2 separate regions of the Homo sapiens genome follow, and region 2 is linked to region 1. Evidence: read pairs that join two places in POLR2A ChIA-PET (ENCODE). Cell type or tissue: PC-3. All regions are shown on one strand. Each heading gives the region's core, and the rest is flanking DNA. Links, peaks and the distances in the headings are about the cores only.

The links. Peaks named below come from ENCODE experiments on the same cell type or tissue, not always from the same donor. Only the 100,000 strongest peaks of a DNase experiment are listed, where the experiment ranks them.
Region 2: POLR2A ChIA-PET joins it to region 1 with 14 read pairs; 4 of 35 experiments call an interaction of 5 or more read pairs at or near these places.

Annotation. Positions count from the first base shown.
Region 1 is chr5:6,702,556-6,710,947 of GRCh38, reverse strand. It overlaps LINC02102 (long intergenic non-protein coding RNA 2102), which reads left to right and starts at 3,237. Exons shown (of 3, transcript NR_103771.1): 1 at 3,237-5,840; 2 at 8,239-8,390. In PC-3, for the core only: no CTCF peak of the experiment used is centred there; a DNase peak (open chromatin) is centred at 6,347; H3K4me3 peaks cover 828 bases; H3K27ac peaks cover 1,148 bases.
Region 2 is chr5:6,601,824-6,607,491 of GRCh38, reverse strand. NSUN2 (NOP2/Sun RNA methyltransferase 2) reads left to right here. Exons shown (of 19, transcript NM_017755.6): 13 at 108-292; 14 at 580-672; 15 at 2,084-2,219; 16 at 2,807-2,887; 17 at 3,216-3,354; 18 at 4,992-5,031. Among named protein-coding and RNA genes, the nearest start is that of LINC01018, 23 kb to the right of the region's middle. In PC-3, for the core only: no CTCF peak of the experiment used is centred there; no DNase peak of the experiment used is centred there.

The DNA of each region.
Region 1 (8,392 bases), core at 1,546-6,545:
GAGCTGAGTAACAAAATGTCACAAACTGGGTGGCTTAAAACAACAAACGCATGCTCTCACAGTCCTAGAGGCTGAACGTCCAAAATCAAGTTGTCAGCAAGGCCGTGTATCCTCTGAAGGCTGTAAGGGAGTGTGCCCCATGCTCTCCTCTCAGCTTCTGGTGTTGCTGGCAAACCGTGGCATTCCTTGGCTTGTTGGTGCATCACCCCACTCTCTGACACGTCATCGCATGACGTTTCCCTGTGTCCTTGATTTGTGGATGCAGCGCTCCACTCTCTGTCATCATCATCGCATGGCATTTTCCCTGTGTCCATGTCTCTTCTCAGAAAGACACCAGTGGCATTGGATTAGGGCACCCTAGTGTCTTCCTCCTAACCTGATTACATCTGCAAAGAGTTTCCAAATAAGGTCATATTCGCAGGCACCCAGGGTTGGGACTTGATCATATCTTTTTGGGGGACACTATACCACGTCATATGTATTTTATCTCATTTATCATTTGTGTCCCCCGCCCCATTAGAATGCATGCTCCGTGAAGAGAGGATAGGAATGGCTTGTCCCTGCTGTGTATCAGCTCAAGGATTGTCTGACACATCAGTCCTTGGTGAACATTGGCAGAATGACTGGCAGCTGATTGATTGGCCCAGCGGGAATGGACACGGGCAGTTGCCCTTGTCCAGCTTCCAGGATCTGTTACACAGGTTGTCATTGTTTAGGTATTTTAAGTTTTTCTTGATTGCCTCATACTCTGTCTTTGCAGTTTGCCTCTAGCTAATCCTCGTTGATTTGATCCACCAGCCACCAAACAACATTTTGTAATTAAAACCAAGGTTTTGTTATTTATATATGATCATAAATATTTTTATGTAAATTAAAAGCAGTGTATATATATGTATATATACACATATACATATATATACATATGTGTATATATATGTATATGTGTAGAGAGAGAAAGAGAGAGAGAGTCTCACTCTGTCACCCGGGCTAGAGTGCAGTAACGCAATCCTGGCTCACTGCAACTTCCGCCTCCAGAGTTTAAGTGATTCTCATGCCTCAGCCTCCTGAGTAGCTGGGGTTACAGGTGTGTGCCACCGCATCCGGCTAATGTTTGTATTTTTAGTAGAGATGGGGTTTCACTGTGTTGGCCAGGCTAGCCTTGAACCCCTGACCTCCAGTGATCCACCCACCTCAGCCTCCCAAAGTGCTGGGATTACAGGCATGAGCCACCGTGCCCGGCTGCAGTGTATTTCTTAATGCAATCAAGAAACAATACTGAATGTAAAATGCAGTTTTTGAGACGCTGGGCAAGGGAGATCTTTCTCTTTATCAATTTCTACAGATAAGTGCAGCCCATTCCCGTTTTGGGCTGAAACCCTCTCCTCTCTCTCTTCGGATATTGGAGGAGGAATAATATTAGAGATTACACCATGATTTTAGTGATTTGTTCCCATGAAAAAAATGGTTTACAAAGTGTATTCCATGGACTACCCATGCCAGAATTAGCAATGCTGGTCAAAATGCAGATACCTAGAGCTCACCCAATTTACTGAAACTCTCTAGGAGCAAGCCCAGGAATCTCTATTTTAAGTAAATTTTCTGAGTAATTCTAAAACACAGTGAACTCTGAAAACCTCTACCTAAAACAGGGTTCCCAAATTCAATTGCTCACAGGTGCCAAATAACTGAAAGTGTGTAGGTATTAGCTACTGCTGGGTAAGAAGCCACCCCAAGCTTAGTGGCTTAAAATAAGTGTTTGGTATTGCTCACAAGTCTACAAATCAACTAGGTGGTTTTGCTGCTCTGGGTCAAACACAGCTGATCTTGCTCCACTCAGCTGGCCAATCAGCTGAAGGCTGGCTGGGCTAGAGTAGCCTGGCTGGCAGCTGGGGCACTGGAGTTGACAGAGTTGACAAGGACCATCAGTCTCTTGTTATCCAACAGGCTGACTCAGGCTTGTTCTCAGGTGGCTGAACAGAGTTTCAGGAGTGCAAGCAGACATGCATGAGGCTCAGAACCGGCATGCCATCACTTCCTTACCATTCTGTGAGACAAAGCAAGTGGCAAGGCCTTGACAAGTCAAGGAGTGGGAAAGAAGCCTCCACCTCTTGATGGAAGGAGCTGCATCATATTGCAAGCGGTGTGGGGCACTGGAAGGGGGAGAATGGGGGATGAATTATGCTAACCTCTACTTCTGTTATCACATGACATCCTCCCCTGTGTATCTCTCTATGCCTTCTCTTCTTGTAAGGACATCAGTCATTGGATTTGGGGCCCACTCTAAATCCAGGATGATTTCATCTGAAGATTCTTAACTGATTATACCTCCAAAGACCCTATTTCCAAATAAGGTCTTGTTCTGACATTCTGGGTGGACACTAGGAGGTTGCATAGTCTCCTCCCAAAATTCACCCAGAATTTTGGGAAGACCACTTTGCAACCTACTACAGAGGCTTAAATAAAACAAGAAAGTTATTTTGCTCCCGTAATAAGAAATCCAGCAAGAAAGGGCCATTGGCATGGTGGCCCAGTGTCCCAGGATGTCCGAGCTGACCTGTCTGACATTCCCCTGGCCTTCACCTAAAGGCTGCTCTGGGTCCATCCCTCATGTCCACAGGAAGGAGGTGGGGGAAGAAGGACAGTGTCTGCTGTCTGTGACCCTTTGTATCAGAAAAGCAAACTTTTTCCAAGAAACCTCACGTTAGATTTGTCCTCAAATCTTGTTGATTAGAGCTAGTTATAAGGCCACCCCAACTGCGAGAGAGTCTGAGAAATTAAGACACATGATGAGACACAGAATGATCATGAATGACCTAAACCAATCGTGAGCCATTGTTTGTGCTTGACTTATGACCATGTTGAAAAAAACTGGGTCTGTTAGTAAAGAAGCAGGAAGTGGGTCTCATGTCCTGCCAGTGTCTGCCACCTGCAATCTCTTCTGAATTCAGTCCATACGAGTCTGTTTCTGAGAGCCTGCAAAGACCCTGTTTCCAAACAAGGTCTTGTTCTGAGATTCTGGGTGAACGTGAATTTTGGGAGGACACTTTTTGGCCTGCTACAGAGGCTTGAATGTTCTGACGAAATCTAGTTTTTGACCTTGAATAGAGTAGCCCCACCAAGAGAATACAACCCACAAGAAATGCCTCTTCTTTCCAACCACTCTAGAGCAGGATTGTCAACCAGAGCTGACTGTGTCTCCCAGGGCACATGTGGCCACGTCTGGAGACGCTTTGGATTGTCACGACTAGGGGTAGTTGCTGGGCCCCAGCGTCAAGCACATACAGGTGACAAATTCCGTCTCTGAGTGAGGGCCCAAAGAAGCTCTCAGCTCAATAAACGGAGATGTGTGTGATGTACACACATGTGCAGGGTACTAGTGGGAGACAGGGCAAGGGAACCTAGAGGTGTTGCTGGACTGATCCTAGAAGATGCAGAGTATTAGCCTAACAGAGGAAGGACATTCCAGGATGAGAAATGTCTGGAGACACAGCCCTGAGGACAGAAATTCCCCAGGGCTCTCAGTGGCCAGGGGCCAAGCATGGCAGCAGAAATCCAATGTGAGGCTGTTGGCCAAAGCCAGGCACAGGAAGGGTGTGCCATGGTCAGCACTTTTGGGGGTACCATTAAAAGATGTACCCCAAAGAGGGGTATGGTCTAACATGCGTTTTAAGAAAAGTTCACTTTGTCTTAACAGATGGAATTATGAGAGGCCAAGATTGAAGATGGAGGTAAAGGTTGGGGGGATGGCCTTTTGAGAGAAATAGAAAATCAGTAATGGGCACAGTATTAGGTATGCAAAGGATTATTTAGGAGAAAATAAATTAGGGTCAGTTATTGTAGTTGCTATAAGAAGCGATCTCAAATCAGAGTGGCATCACATGTTAAGAGTTTATTTCTTATTCACTTCCCAGTCCACTGTGGGCCTGCATGGGGCCTGGGGTATGGGGAAGGAGAACTCTGCTCCACACAGTCATTCAGGAATCCTGGCTCTTTCAGGCAGAAGTTCTGCCATTCCCTTGGGCCCTGGAGTTTTCAGCTAGTTCTCTGCAGAGGGCCAGCAAAGGGGTGAGGGGAAGAAATAGGATGGAGCATCCTGCAGGAGGTTTAGGGTCCAGGTCTGGGGGGTGGCCAGCACATCACTCACATGCATATTTTGGTGGCCAGAACTCAGACATGTGGCCCCATCTAACTTGAGGGAGGCTGGACTATATAGTCCAGCTGAGAGCCCAGAACAAAAAGGAACTGGGTCTGGCAAACACAGCACACTGACTTTGCCACAACATGTTTCGGAGGTAAAATCTTTGGGGGCTCAGTAATTGATTCAACGTGGAAGAAGGAGAGAGGAAAGTTCAGAGAGCTTCCAGGTTTCCACCAGGGAGGTCGGAACAGGTTGCCTTAGATGGTGACCGCAGGAGCCACTGCCTGAGCAAGGAAGATGGTGCATTCATTTTAAAATCGCTGTGTAGCTTAACATTCACTGCCCGTATTAACATGTGTCCTGCATTCCATTTATTGGAGAAATGTTTCTTTTTCTTTATTTTTTAAATGAATATAATTTACAATGTAAAAGGTCAAATAAAATGAAAGTGAAACAGAAAAATCCTCACTTTTCAATATTCCTTTCTCATCTAATGAAGACCCCTTCCCTTCTCTATTTCTCCCGGCTCCCTGCCTTAGGCCTAAAGCAACAACCAGAAGCCTTCCTGGGTGTTTACATTACAGCACACCAGACTGCAGGCACCGCCACCCCAGACTCTGCCTGCAGCTAAAGTCACCAAGTTTGCCGTGCCCCATAACTGAGGTCATTGGCAGCCCAGCACCAAGCCTCACTGGCATCAAGGGCAGCGGGTTAGTAAGCATGGCTCCACACGGGTAAGCAGTTCTAGGAAATGGGAAGAAACCCAGACCATCCATCTCAGGGTAAGTTTGCTGGATTTTCTCTCTCTTTTAAGAGTCTTTCAACAGGGCATACAGCCCATTCTCAAATTTAGATTTCTGTTTTTGTTAAGAACAGGGACTGTGGAACGAATTTGCCTGACTTTGCCATCATTCTGCCATTTCCTAGCTATGTGGCCTCAGGCAAACTGATTAAACTTACTGGCCTCAGAATGGGGAAAATTTCTGTAACTCATGCCTGGAATTACGTGAAGATGAAAAGCAGGCATGTCCATGAGATGCTTACAAGAGGGACCAGCGCCGTGTACCTATTCTGTGCATCCTACCCGTCCACTGTTCCTTCTCCGTGTTTCTTGAAGAAGCTGGAGTTTTCTTTCAGTCTTCTGCTTCTCCTGTTGCTTCCTCTAACTGAAGGAAGAATCAGTCCATGGCTTCTGCTCCATGCTTTCTGCTCTTGGTTCAGGCTCCAACTTTCCCATTAATGGAAGAGAATGGCTCTCCTGCTCCCAGCTGTAATGAACTAATTAATTTTTCTATCTCTCTAATCATTCTCTATTCCCTGCCAAACCCTCTGGGTGTCTGTTTTGTTCTATTGTTCAAGCCTGGACTTTGAGGGTAGGCTGGGGGCATTGCTAGTCCCCACAATTGCTAATCCAGGCACTTGAGTCATTATCTTCTATACATCACACTTAACAACCAGAGGGAAGTGCAACCTCGTGGGCCTCGGAAAGGAAACCACCCACAGACTTGTGCGCCTTCTTCGCAGGCCAGGCTCTCCTTCCCCCATGGTAAGAAGGTGAAGACTTGGAGATTGGTGAGTCAGGCAATCAAGGTCAAATTGACATACTCTAGAAGATTACATGCCGTGTGGAACAGTACTGGGCAGTGGACCCACTGGGACAGGGGCTCAGGAGGCTATGGCAGTCCCGCAGGAGATTCTGGAGGTAAGGGGTTGAATGGGGAGCAGCGTTGATTTGGATGCAGCATGGATTTTGAAGTAGAGCCAGCCATGGGGAGCTAGTGGGGAGGGAGGCAAAGAGTGAACAAAGCATCCGTTCGGGTCGGTGGCCTCAGCCATGGATGAAAGTCTTATTTCCTGAGATGGGGGACACTGGGTGGAGCAGGAAGCATCCCTCTTTAGGAAATGCTAGGTTGGAGATGTCCCTCGTACATCCCCAGGAGACAGTTGGACACAGAGGCTTGCATTTAGAAGAGAAGCCAGTCTGGAAAGGGCCGTCACGGAGCAAGCCCTGCCTGGCTGGCATGTAGCAGAGCTGCATGGGGTGAGCTCACCCGGGCGGGGACGGGTGTGGAAAGCGCAGAGAAGCAGGGTAAGAGCAGCCTGAGGGTGTGGGGGGAGGTGGATGGAGACGTGGGCTTGTCATTTGTCTTTGAGAATTCGCTGCATGGCATTTTAAACCTCTTTAAATTTCTGAGTAGGTTTGAGGTGTGTGTTGTAAGTTTTCAAGGCCCTATTCAATAAAATATCTGGGTAATTACTACACTCAGGAAACTGGCGCAAGTCCACTGAGGCCTAAAAATAGCAAGTTTACAGACCTGTGGATTCTTTTCTCATGACAGTGAGGCCTCACAGGCCCTGCCAGGCAGCCCGGGAGGTGCAGGCCCCCCTTAGAGACACAGACAGAGGCTGGACACAGAGCCTGGCTGGCCGAGACCTTTCCAGTGAATTCTGTGCCACCAGAAGGACAGGCATAGGCGATGGCTGGTGCCCTCACGAGGTCACCAGTGGGCTGTTTGTTGAGAAAAATGCTGCTTGTAATTTTACTTTCCTTCTGAATTTTAGCCGTTTTCTTCTGAATTTTAGCCATTACACGGATGATGGCTAAAATCACAAAGGGCACAGAAGCACAAAGGCCAGGGGCAAGGGTGGGGAGAAGCATGGGACAGCCACATTCTAAACATGGTGGTGGCATCCTTGAAAACGAGTGAATGACCGAGGCAATCCATTTCCGAGGTTTTAATCACATACATAATCATTGGTTGTGAAAAAGTGTTTCAACACCAGCGAAGACATGACCACAAAACCAATGTTTAGGGAAAAACACAGAAGACATTATTCACAGCTGTTGTCTATTCATTTACTTCTTTGAATTGGAAGAGTGGTTTTAGCTGTGAAATGCCTCCATGCAGCTGGGAAAACGTGGTCTCTTCCATAGGAGTATTTGAGGACCTCAACCCTGGGTCCGGACTCTGGTTTACAATTGTAGTTCAAGATGTTGGTATTGGAAGGAGGGGCCAGGAGAACAAATCCTCCTACACAAAGAGGCTTGCAGGAGATGTGTTACTGCCAGGGGGCTGTCCACAGTGTACTTACTTCTCCTTGAAGACACCTTGAGAAAGGACAGCGCATACTGGTAGTGATCTTGGCAACCTGTCTTAGGCCAGGCACAGAGGCTGAGATGGGGGGTCACTTTTTTCTTTTTTTATTTTTTTTGTTTGTTTGTTTGTTTTGAGACAGAGTCGCACTCTGTCACCCAGGCTGGAGTGCAGTGGCGCAATCTCAGCTCACTGCAACCCTGCCTCCCGGGTTCAAGTGATTTTCCTGCCTCAGCCTCCTGAGTAGCTGGGATTACAGGTGCATACCACCACTCCTGACTAATTTTTTTTGTATTTTTAGTAGAGACGGGGTTTCACCATGCTGGCCAGGCTGGTCTCAAAACTCCTGACCCCAGGTAATCTGCCCACCTCAGCCTCCCAAAGTGCTGGGATTACAGGCGTGAGCCACTGCGCCCGGCCTCTTCTTTCTTTTTTTTTTTTTTTTTTTTAATAGAGATGGGGTCTTCCTATGTTTCCCAGGAGTTGGAGACCAGCCTGGACAACATAGGAAGACCCCGTCTCTATTAAAAAAAGAAAAAAAAAATTGTCAGGTGTGATGGTGCACGCCTATGATCCCAGGCTCAGGAGGCTGCAGTGGGAGAATCATTTGGGCCCAGGAGGTCAAGGCTGCGGTGAGTTATGATGGCGCCACTGCACTCCAGCCTGGGCAACAGAATAAGGCCCTGTCTGGAAAAAGAGAGGGGACGGGGAGGGGAGGAAGGAGGGGGGGAAGGGGAAGGGGAGTGAGAGGGGAAGGGGAGAGGGAGGGAGGAGGAGGGGAAGGAAAGGAAAGGAAAGGAAAAAGGAAAGGAAAAAGAAAAGGAAAGGGGCAGCCTGCCTAGCATTGCGGAAGATCCCATGCGCCTCTCTGGAAGCTGGGAAGTAATCATCATGTGTCAAAGAGCATGCTGGCCCAGGGCGTGCTTTGTTTGGCCCACTCCATGTTTTTTTAATGTTTAAATGTTAATCTCTTTATTAGTTAGCTCTTGCTCATTTATGCTGCAGTAACAGACATCCCCAGGACCTCAGCGTTTCATAGGAACGACATGGCACACATTGGTGGTGGCTGTCCTCCCAGGCAGTACCCCACATCTTGTCTTCCGTGTTTGGGCACCCAGGCTGGAGTAGCAACCCATCTCAGTCAATGGCAAAGGAAGGT
Region 2 (5,668 bases), core at 1-5,000, 100 kb after region 1:
TAGAAAAATATAACTGATGGATTTTGTGAACGTGGTATTTTTAACTTTTCGTAGCAGCACAAAGAATGCTCCTCTTTGTGTGTCAATGAAATTGTTCTTTATGACAGCTTCAGGGTAAATCTGCAGAGACCAGAGAAAGCACACAGCTGAGCCCTGCAGATCTCACAGAAGGGAAACCCACAGATCCCTCTAAGCTGGAAAGTCCGTCATTCACAGGAACTGGTGACACAGAAATAGCTCATGCAACTGAGGATTTAGAGAATAATGGCAGTAAGAAAGATGGCGTGTGTGGGTAAGAAAAGTGGTTATGTCTTGATCTAATACGCTGGTGTCTTCACAGTCCTTTTGGATTAAATGGGATCCCAGAGCCACTTCTTGGTCGGTTTGAGGGGGCAGTACATGTGTGGTATCAGGCACATGCAGTGTGAGGGCTGGACTCTGTGGAAGCCGGAAGGTTTCAACATCTGCCGCAAACCGTTCCATGTTGCACAGAACTGACAGAAAGGAAGAATGTGCTTTTGGTATTGAAGGTTACCACACATTACAGATTGATTTGTCTCATCCTGATTCCCTTTTTAGTCCTCCTCCATCAAAGAAAATGAAGTTATTTGGATTTAAAGAAGATCCATTTGTATTTATTCCTGAAGATGACCCATTATTTCCACCTATTGAGTAAGGATTCAGCCTTTTTAATTATTCATTTAAAGAAATTTACTATAGAGTATCAAATGTACAACTGATCACATGTAACCATTGTTTTGTATGTAGTTCTGTCTAGCTTTTTTTTTTTTTTTAACCTTTTTAACTGCATATTAGAGCAGGATGAAACTTTAGAGGTTACTCAATCTTTTAATTTAAGGAGAAAGTAAACTTTTACTTTGTGAACATGATAGATAAAAAAAAACTGGACCGGGCGCGGTGGCTCACGGCTGTAATCCCAGCACTTTGGGAGGCCGAGACGGGCGGAGCACGAGGTCAGGAGATTGAGACCATCCTGGCTGACACGGTGAAACCCCGTCTCTACTAAAAATACAAAAAAAATTAGCCGGGCGTGGTGGCGGGCACCTGTAGTCCCAGCTACTCTGGAGGCTGAGGCAGGAGAATGGCGTGAACCTGGGAGGTGGAGCTTGCAGTGAGCCGAGATCGCGCCGCTGCACTCCAGCCTGGGCGACAGAGCGAGACTCCGTCTCAAAAAAAACAAAAGAAAACTGGACTGTGATTATGAATCTAAATTAGTTGTGATCCTGAACCTAAATTACTCAATTGAGTATATAGACGAGTAGCCAAGGTTGTCTAGTTCAGTTTCTGTAGAAGAAATGAAGAGCAGCATGGGTGAGGGCTAATTAGGGATGACATAGACAGAATATAGAGGAAAAGGGTTTAGGACAAGTCTGACATTCATCTGTTTCTTATTCATTGAATTTTAGAATCTATTTACCAGGGCGGTCACTTACTGTCTTTTTTAATAACTGGTCCTTTGCATACATTTGTAAAAGTCTATTAAAAAATAAGTCTCAGCCGGGCACATCCCAGCACTTGGGGAGGCTGAGGCAGGCAGATCATGAGGTTAGGAGTTTGAGACCAGTCTGACCAATGTGGTGAAACCCCGTCTTTACTAAAAATACAAAAAAAAATTAGGTGTGGTGGCGTGCACCTATAATCACAGCTACTCAGGCTGAGGCAGGAGAACCGCTTCAACCCGGGAGGCAGAGGTTGCAGTGAGCTGAGACTGCGCCACTGCACTCCAGCTTGGAAGACAGAGCAAGACTCCATATCAAAAAAAAAAAAAAAGTCTCAAAAGTAGTGTTATCAGGTCATTATCATTGGAGTAGCGGCTGAGGGAGAGAAGCTGCACTTGTTAATTTAGGTTTCTGATGGAGTTGTGCCCCAAATAAATGTTACGTGGAGGTTTCAGGTGGAAGTGGATGAAGTTTAGAAGCTGGAGTCCAGAGCAGAGCCCAGTGCCCTTGAACCACACTGCAGTTTTGGGGATTGAATTCTGGAGGAGGAGAATAAGATGTTTAGAAACAGTCTACCAGATTTTGAACTCATTGTGGATAAACAACAATGTTGTTATGTACAGGAAATTTTATGCTTTGGATCCTTCATTCCCAAGGATGAATTTGTTAACTCGGACTACAGAAGGGAAGAAAAGGCAGCTCTACATGGTTTCTAAGGAGTTGCGGAATGTGCTGCTGAATAACAGTGAGAAGATGAAGGTGCCAGCCGCACAGACGCTGAGTGCTGTGTGATGCGGGATGCGTGTGGCTTTTCACAGCGGCTTAGATTTCATTTGGAGCAGACCGTGACATCTGCCCTCCCCACCTGTAGCGCTGGCTGTGGGTCCCTGAGCCTGCCCTTTGATTTCAGAGCTGTTGACTGACACAGGGCTGAATGGTTCCTGCCAGAGTCCTGAATCTGGTGGCCTGTGTCTTTTCTGTGCCCCATTCCCGCAGGGGGGTGAGCCATGGTGTAGTTCTCACAGCTCGCCCTCCTGGGCAGAGAAGGTACTAAAGGTGTAGAGGCTGCGAGTACTGCTGCCCCGACCCTTGGGATTTGTCCTTTGAGGTACTTCCCTTAGAATTTGGCCATTTGGGGGCCCTTCTTTCATTTGCTTTACTGTCCTCCAAACGACGTAATCACAAGTTGTGAGTATCAGTTCGTTCTTAACCGGGGTTTCTCGGTGGGTTTCTGCTTCTCCTCTCCTTTCCCATTCCGTGACGGTTGCTCCATGTGGCCCGGCATCCTTACAGGAGATGGTCCTGTCTTCATCTCTCTGTGTTTCATCTTATTTTTTTACTTACAGGTTATTAACACGGGGATCAAAGTCTGGTGTAGAAATAACAGCGGTGAAGAGTTTGACTGTGCTTTCCGGCTGGCACAGGAGGTAATTTTGGAAGTGGATTTGAACAGCAGTAGCCACAGATGACTGAAGCAGTCGGGAGTAGATGGGCTTGCTGGTCAGCCAGATGGTCTGAGTGGCTCAGGGCTTGGCTGGCACCTACCAGCCACTTGACCCTCACAGGTTATAGAGCTCTCCCAGAGTGCTGGTTTCCCCTCCTAGGGGGGGGTGGGTTCCACACCTGTCCAAGGGGAGGGGCCATAGTGAGGGCTCGACCACCATAGCCGCTAAGAGCATAGCCCCTGAGAGCAGGCTGTTGTCGTTCATGAATGACATCATGGTATCTGTTCTCTCATTCTCTTTATTCACACAGGGAATATATACATTGTATCCATTTATTAACTCAAGAATTATTACTGTATCAATGGAAGATGTTAAGATACTGTTGACCCAGGAAAATCCCTTTTTTAGAAAACTCAGCAGTGAGACCTACAGTCAAGCAAAGGACCTGGGTGAGTAGTTGGAAATGCATAGAGACATAACTTGTATTCCCTTTATAAGGCCAGCAAAAATGCAGGTGGTGTGCGTTGGGGCATATTTATCAATCATAGTTTTCAGTTTATTTATGGCTACATCAATTTCCAGAGGGTTCTGTAGATCCCTGATTGACAGTTCAGAATGCTAAGGGTCAAAGGCATCTTGGGGTTGGTGTACTTCCCCAGGCTCTGGTGGTGCCCTGCTGCTGCCCAGCAGCCTGTGGTGTGTCTGTGTGGCGTGCAGGGCTGGCCTTTGCTCACCTTGCTGGGCCAGAGAGTCCGGGGAGAGGAGGGGTCAGCCTGTGAGCAGCCCTGGCAAGCCTCCCAGCCAGAGCTCTTGACCCACTTGCCTGTCAGCAGGTCGGGGGTGGGTGGAAGCAGGTCTCTGTGCATGAGCAAATTTGTTTTTTTCTTTTTTTGTTTTGAGACAGAGTCTCGCTCTGTCACCCAGGCTGGAGTACAGTGGCACGATCTCGGCTCACTGCAAGCTCCGCCTCCCAGGTTCAGCCATTCTCCTGCCCCAGCCTCCCAAGTAGCTGGGACTACAAGCACCCGCCACCACGCCCAGCTAATTTTTTGTATTTTTAGTAGAGACGGGGTTTCACCGTGTTAGCCAGGATGGTCTCAATCTCCTGACCTTGTGATCTGCCTGTCTCAGCCTCCCAAAGTGCTGGGATTACAGGCGTGGGCCACCGCGCCCAGCCAGTAAATTTGTTTTTTAAGGTACACAGCCTCACGAGACTGGCTAACATGCAGATTTTAATCACCTGTGTTAGAGCAAAATAAGAGTCTTGCCAGCAGTTCTGACTTTTCTGCTAGCCAGCTGGAGTAGATTATTGGTCATATTGCTGCTTTTATATTTCATCAACTTCCACTTCAGATCACTCCAGTGACGTTTTCCCCTAAGCATAAAAATCATTTCTCCAAGCTGTTCTAATTTTCTTTCTGTTGTCTTCATTCTTGTTTATTTTTTTAAATAACTTGCTGTTTAATATTTTTGGCTCAATTTGATCAAAAGTACGTGAATCACTTCTTGCAGTTACGTTTCTTACTTGCGTTTAAAACTTACTCGTGTGGTTCCTTTGGGATATAAAACATGCTCTGTGGAGTCTGTCTCCCACTGCCGTCTCCAGGCAAGAACCACAATTTAAAGTAGAGATTCTTGTAAAGGATAAAGGACCTGTTTATACTGGTTTTCTTTTAATCCTGCACTTAGATGATTGCAGTATTGTTTTAGACAATTTTTATGTATTTCATGCCATTCTGGGAGTTGGTGTTATAGTTTATTTAATTTTGAATTTTGAAGAATTAACCAGCAGTTAATCCCCAGCCTCCTTGCTTCTCAGAGTGGATTGTCAGGTGACATCCCTTGAAGTCCCTGAATGGCTTTTGCCTGGGTCCTCTTCCAGATCGTCCCTACTGCGTCATTTGGACTTGGTTCATGTATCCAGACGGCCTCTTTTCACCATCTAGATCCTTGAAGCCAAGAATGTAGATTATTTGTTGTTTTCTTTCTTCAGAATACTTAACACATCACTAGGTGCAGAAATGTGCTCAGCGCATGCATCCACTACCTGGAAAACCTGGCAAATGTGTGTCTGTTTCTTTTCCAGCAAAGGGAAGCATCGTGCTGAAGTATGAACCAGATTCTGCGTAAGTCAGTACACGCCCTGCCCTTAGACACACACGCCTTGTCATTAGCTACAGTGTTCTCGTTGGTGAGGAAAGTGACTTGGGAAGGTGGGAACCTTCTTCAGGCCTTTTGTGATTGTTCCTCAGAAGTAGCCTTGTGAAAACTTCAGAACCAAAATATTCCTGTAGGTCATCATGAAGATGCTGTTTCATAGAACACTCAGCTCAGGCTAAGTGAATTTTTACTTACAGAGAATAAAATGCATAGTACTTATTTTTTAAGCATTAGAAACCAATGAAAATTTCTGTCTTGTACAGAGTAAGTGTGAAGATTGGACAGTTGAGTGAGGTTCCGTTCTTTTGTCCTCATGGCTGGTTCAGCCATGTGTGTTGCTGACATGTTACTGCATCAGGAGTGCTAGGGCCGGAGCATGGGATTTGCTCACGCTTGCACTCACGGTCCCCACGGGACCACTGCTCCACGCTGCTTGCATGTATTCACGCTGCATCCTTGTGGGGGGCCTTGGGGGAGCAGGTGCTGGTTTTGGCAGCACTTGCCAGAGGAGGAAGCCGGGACAGAAAGTTAGGTGGCTTGCCCAGAGCTCCTCAGCTCACGAGTGGCAGAATTCGGATCTCACCTGCAACAGCTCCGTCTTGG